2 separate regions of the Homo sapiens genome follow, and region 2 is linked to region 1. The links are chromatin contacts, found by Hi-C or POLR2A ChIA-PET in ENCODE. All regions are on one chromosome and are shown on one strand. Each heading gives the region's core, a stretch centred on a gene start or an enhancer-like site at or near the end of the contact. The rest is flanking DNA. Distances are from core to core; before and after follow the strand shown. Region 1 holds the start of BTBD6 (BTB domain containing 6). Region 2 holds the start of AHNAK2 (AHNAK nucleoprotein 2).

Region 1 (2,928 bases), core at 211-2,710:
TTTTCTATGGAAACAGACGGCTGGGACAGAAACCACGGCCACAGCAGCCAGCGTGTCTTTGCCAGTGGGGTCCCACACTATGAAATCGCAGCTGTGGCCTCGGTGGGTGTGTCCTTGGCGGGTGCATCCACACACTTTCTCTCGGAACTTTCCGGACTCTCATGCATATGCTACAGCTTTCCAAACGGCTTGGCCGTGCGGAGTTACGCACCCACCTGCAGCAGGTGATCTCCAGCTGCTCTGCATTCCACCAACACTACGTGACAAGTCTCAAGTTCAGCCGCCTGGGGGCTCGGGCACCCCATTCCTGGGAGAAATGATGATTTGTGCACTCTGGGCCATTGCATGGTGTCTGTTCACGTCCTTTGCCCGTTTTTTAAAAAACTGGGTTGTCAGCCTTTTCCTTCCTGACTTGTAGTTGCTCCTCCATCCTGGAGAGTCCTTTGTTGAAAATACCGCAAATATCTTCTGAAGAGGACTCTCCCAGGGAACATTCACTACAACTGTAACGACCACAGAGACACAGAGCTCCTGTTCACTGTTTAGCCCAGGACTGCGGTGACAGGTGCACCCATGACCCGAGATGCTGGCTGCGTCCTGTGGGGTTTCCTGCATATGGAAGTTTTAAAAGTCTAAAGCCTGGCGGTCCAGGAGGTTGCGTGTGTGTCCTCGGGGAGGAACCCTCCTGACAGCCAGGCCTCTGGAGCTTCGTCTGCACGCGAGCTTGGCATGCACCAGCTGTGCGGCCCAGGCCAGGTGACACGGCCTCTGAAGTCTGGTCTCCTCATCAGCAAAGCCAGTGCCCCATGCCACGCACCTCCCAGGATTAGCCCCAGGCCGGGAGGCTAGAGGCCCCACAAGGAGCGAGCCTGCGACTGCGATCCACAGGCAGAGCCACAGAGGCAGGGCGCGCCCTGGGGCCCAAGCTCCAGGGCTGCAGGCCCAGGGCCAGATCCTGACTTGCCCACCCGCCGGCTGTGTGACCTTCAGCGCGCGACTAACCTCTCTGTGCCTATTTCCTCGAGGAAAATGCCGGGAAATAGCAGCGCCTGCCCCTGTAAAGCCCTCAGAGCAGAGTGGACCGCGCTCTCTGCAAGCGCTGGCTGCTGGCGTCCGTAGCAAGCTAAATCGCGAAGCATCTGAACGAACGAGGAAGCCCAACGACCATCCCACAGGCCGCGGCCAGAGGCAGACTCCGGAATGCAAATGGCCAAACAAGCAGGTCCACCTGCGTTCCTAACCAAAAGATCGCTAACTGAAGAACGGGCGCAAGCACCTGCGCATGGCACTGCGGGTCTGGGGGCGGCCGCCTGCCAGCGCCGGGAGCCGCCTTCCACGGCTACCTCTGCACAGCGCGCGGCTCGCGCCGGTTGCTGGGCAGAAGCTCGAGCAGCTTCGAGGATGTCGGGCCTGGGGGCGGGGCCGCGAGGCAGCGACGTCGCGCGGGGCGCGGCCCTGACGCAGCGTGACGCACCGGCGCCGCGGCGGGTACGGGCTCGGGCGGGCGGGCGGGCGGGACGGCGCCCCCCGCGGCCGGGCCTGGCCGGGCTGCGCTAGGCTGGGCTCGGGCAGGGTCGCAGGGGCGGGGGTGGCAGGGGAGCGGGTGGCAGCCCCGCGGGTCACAGCGCCGCCGCCGCCCATGCTGCTGCCCCTAGCCTGCCTGCACGGCCGCGTCGCTCAGTGCCTGACCTCCTTGCTTTTGCTTGCAGAGCCGCTCCCGAGGCCCCGGCGCGGCGCGAGGGCGCGGGGCGCGGCGTCCACAGGCGCCGAGGCTGCCCCCGCCGCCCCGCCCGCGAAGATGGCGGCGGAACTCTACGCTCCCGCCAGCGCCGCGGCCGCGGACCTAGCCAACAGCAACGCCGGCGCCGCCGTGGGCAGGAAGGCCGGGCCGCGCAGCCCGCCCAGCGCCCCCGCGCCAGCGCCGCCGCCGCCCGCGCCCGCGCCGCCCACACTCGGCAACAACCACCAGGAGAGCCCCGGCTGGCGGTGCTGCCGCCCCACGCTGCGCGAGAGGTGAGCCCGTGCCCCGCGGCCCCCGCGCCCGCGCGCGCCCACGCCCCCAGCCCGTGCCTCTACCTTTGCAGGAACGCGCTCATGTTCAACAACGAGCTCATGGCCGACGTGCACTTCGTCGTGGGGCCCCCGGGGGCGACCAGGACGGTGCCCGCCCACAAGGTGGGTAGCGGCGGCCCCTCTCGGAACGCGTGCCCCGTCCGCCCCGTCCGCCGTGTGGCTGACACGCAGCCTGCGGGAGAGCCAGGCTCACGGCGGCGCTTTCTCCTCCCAGTACGTCTTGGCTGTCGGCAGCTCCGTCTTCTATGCCATGTTCTACGGAGACCTGGCGGAAGTCAAATCTGAAATTCACATTCCAGACGTGGAGCCCGCAGCCTTTCTGATCCTCTTAAAGTAAGTCCACTCTACTGGGGAGGGACGGGTGGGTCCGTTTTAGGCGGCCTCCGGAGGCTTCTGAAGGGAAGCACACAGGAGCTGATGGACTCCTCTCCCAGGCCCAGCCCCGCGATGGGTGCTTGGGAGCCAGCCCCTGACGCGGGCCCTGCCTCGCCTAGGTACATGTACAGTGATGAGATCGATCTGGAAGCCGACACGGTGCTGGCCACTCTGTACGCTGCTAAGAAGTACATCGTCCCAGCATTGGCAAAAGCCTGTGTCAACTTTCTGGAGACAAGTTTGGAAGCCAAGAACGCCTGCGTCCTGCTGTCCCAGAGCCGGCTGTTTGAGGAGCCCGAGCTGACGCAGCGCTGCTGGGAGGTCATTGACGCACAGGCCGAGATGGCCCTACGGTCCGAAGGCTTCTGTGAGATAGACCGGCAGACGCTGGAGATCATTGTCACTCGGGAGGCCCTCAACACCAAAGAGGCGGTGGTCTTCGAGGCCGTCCTGAACTGGGCCGAGGCGGAGTGCAAGAGG
Region 2 (3,043 bases), core at 192-2,691, 270 kb before region 1:
AGCCCACCGGAGCCATCATCCTCCCGCTGCTGTGCCCAAACACCTTGGGCTCCCATCTGCGACACCGTGAAGCAGGTGCTGTAGGGGCCTCCCTGCTCTGGAGCCCCCCAGACAAGCCTCCCACCCTAAGTGCGCACCAGACAGACAGGCCACAGGAGGGGCCTTGGTAGTGCCTGCTGCAGCTGGGGGGCATGCCCAGGCCAGGGGCACCCCTCTCACCTGCAGCATTGTCGGCACCATTAGCATTGACCTGTTTTCCCCAAGGAGTGGGGTCCAGCCTGCACCAGTGCCGGCCAGCCCAACCCCCTGGCCAGTGGCTGCCAATGCCCTGGGTGTGGTCAGCTGCAGCAGCATAGACCCAGCGCCCAAGGGACTGCCCTGCCCCCCTCAGCCCTGCCCTCCAAGATGCTGAGACACCCAGGCCCCGGAACCAGGCCCAGTGCAGGGACAGACACACAAAGAGCAGCAGGTACACATGCCGTAGCCTGCGGCTCAGAGGGAGGCTACTGACCATCCCTGGGGGCATGCCAGTAGGTAGCACCCACTTTCCCTTGCCCAGCACTGCGGGACCCTGTGGCCTGACTTTGACCCCATTCAGGCCCCTCACCAGGCCCCAGACCTCAGGCCTAGCCCTGCCACAGCCTCCACCTAGCCAGCGACCCCACCACACAGCCACACAGTAGACGCAGCCCAGCCCTGCCTGGAAGCCCCGGACCAAAGTGGAGAGCCCAGACTCCTGGACCAGCCTGGCTGCTCTCCCGCAAAGCAGGTGAGAGGGCAAGCCTGGTGCAGGTGCCCCGGGTCCCGGCGGCCCCGGCTTTCACGCCCCTTGCAGACACCAGCCCTGCTCCAGAGTGCGGTAGCACCTCCCAGGAGGCCGCCTCTCGACCAGACAGCGTCCCAGGAGCGGGGCAGGAGCGAGAAGGAGAGACAGACAGGGACCGCGAGTGACAGAGGGAGTGAGCGACAGAGACGAGTCAGCCACCGAGAAACAAAGTGAGCGACAGAGACAGTCTCAGAGGCCGGGAGAGGAGCAGGAACCTACAGCCACGGACAGGTAGAACGCGAGGCATGGGAGAAGAGACTCCAGCGGCCGGGAAGGCCCAGAACCACGCGCGAGTCCCGCAGGCGTCTCCGAGTCCCCCGCCCCCAAGGCCCGCACTGCGCGCCCCTGGACACGCCCCGGCGCGCGCCCTCGCGCGTAGCCCACCCGCCCCAGGGGAGCGGGCTGCAGGCGGGGAGGGGCGCACCGCTGCCGGGGGTTCCGGGCCAGGTGGGCAGCACCATGTGGAAGCAGTCGCACATCGCGGCGGCCAGGCGGTGCGGGCCTGGCGGCCCGTCGCGTCCAGTCGCTGGTCCCGGCTCCGGCGCACGGGGCGGGCGGGCGGGAGCCGCGCTCTGCCCCGCTGCCCTGCGCTGCCGCGGGCGGCCGACCTCGGACTGCGGACACCGCGCGCCAGGCTACCCAGCCGCTCAGCTAGGACCCCGCCCGGCTCCGCCCAGCCCTGCCGGGCCACTGCGGAGCGCGCTCGCGGGCGGTGCCGTCGGCCTCATTCAGCCCATTGGCTGCCGTCGCCGCGGCCCCGCCCCTCCCAGCCAGGCCCCGCCCCACCCCGCGCCCCCGGCCCGCCTGTCGCGTCCGCAGAATTAACTTTGGACTCCCGCCAGGGAGCGACCTCTGGATCCCCGCACCGAGGCTCCTGGACTTGCCGCTGTCTTCACCTCCCATTCCGGGGGAGACAGACACTTTAGTCAGAAGCTGGGGTGGGGGGCAGCCTGCGGGGACAACAGGGGTCGCGGGCACCGCAGGAGGTGATCTGGCAGCATAAGGACAAGATAGAATTCTGCAGGGGCTGGTGGGTGGCAGATACGAGGACGCGGCTGAGAGCGTGCAGCGGGAACAGGGCGCCCCGGGCAGGGCTGCGGGGTGGGCGCCGCGTGCGGGAGCGCCCAGCGCTGGGGGCAGTCCTGGAGCCAGAACCCCGCCCAGAGTCATCCTTTCTGCTGATTCTTGTCAAGAGCCTAGGGCCTAGGACACAGCGGCAACCAGCACCCCACTGGCCCTGCCCCAGGGGCTCCAGGTCTGGCGTAGACACAAGCAAGCCTGTAAGGATGAGGCGTTCTGCAGGGCGGCACTGCCCTGGGGGCGGGGGAACGGAGGTCCTGGAGGGCTCCTGGCAGTGTAAGCTGGGACCTTAGGGGTGAGACATGTGCCAGGCAGTGTAGGAAGCGTTCTGGAGAGAGGGGACAGAGTAGCGTGTGTGCAGAGAATGGGGGCAAAAGGGCTGGGGTTGAAAGTCAGGCCCAGTGGGCGGGGGCAGGGCAGCAAGGAGGCTGAGGGGGCTCCTGTCGGTAGGAGGTGCCACTTAAGGCTCCAAGCAGGGTCTCTGAGCGTGGTGAGAGCTGAGGAAAGACTGCGCAGGTGGCTAGGGGTGTTGGCATGGGGCACAGCTGGAAACAGGAGCAGTGGAACCACGGCCATGGTATGGGAGGGAGTGAAAGGATATGCAGGCAGAGGGGACTTGGTGAGGATCAGAGTGCAGAGGGTGGGAGCCTCCCTGGGATCTAGCTTGGGCACCACACAGAGGCAGCACACCTGGGGGTGTGGACAGGGAGGGCAGGGGCCCAAGGGAGTTCTAAGAGTTTGGTGACGCCTGGCCTGGTGTAGACCCAAACCGGGCATACCCCAGAAGGAGTGGAGTTCTGCAGGGATTGTCGGGGAAGGCAGGGCTGGAAGAGACCCAGGAGAGGACCGCCACCTCCATGAGGAGCTGCCTGGCAATGTCCAGGGGTGTGGGTCAGATGCAGGGACACACACACACACGGACACACATACGGATACACACACACATACATACATACAGAGATAAAGACACAGAGACACACAGACACACACGGACAGAGACACAGACACACAGATACACAGGTACACATACAGACACACACACAGAGGCACACACAGACACACACAGAGACACACAGACACACATGGACAGAGACACAGACACAGAGATACACAGGTACACATAGAGGCACACTCACA

What was found. A loop is a pair of places that touch in the nucleus more often than their neighbours do. ChIA-PET counts read pairs that join two places held with the same protein, here RNA polymerase II (POLR2A). Pooled maps may share reads with other maps.
Region 2: a map of ascending aorta shows a loop between it and region 1 (2.5-fold over the local background). The contact joins the promoter of AHNAK2 here to the promoter of BTBD6 in region 1. A Hi-C loop is called at or near these places in 1 of 168 maps with a recorded cell type or tissue (ascending aorta) and 5 of 50 pooled maps. POLR2A ChIA-PET finds 5 or more read pairs at or near these places in 1 of 52 experiments (Caco-2).

Annotation. Positions count from the first base shown.
Region 1 is chr14:105,247,073-105,250,000 of GRCh38, forward strand. BTBD6 (BTB domain containing 6) reads left to right here and starts at 1,461. Exons shown (of 4, transcript NM_001387567.1): 1 at 1,461-2,013; 2 at 2,085-2,175; 3 at 2,288-2,406; 4 at 2,568-2,928. The coding sequence starts at 1,640. All of the region lies in intron 5 of BRF1 (BRF1 general transcription factor IIIB subunit), which reads right to left. RefSeq lists enhancers at 1,087-1,877, 2,669-2,928 and silencers at 1,253-1,812, 2,013-2,062.
Region 2 is chr14:104,976,933-104,979,975 of GRCh38, forward strand. AHNAK2 (AHNAK nucleoprotein 2) reads right to left here and starts at 1,442. Exons shown (of 7, transcript NM_138420.4): 1 at 1,251-1,442. The coding sequence starts at 1,305. RefSeq lists a silencer at 1,426-1,585.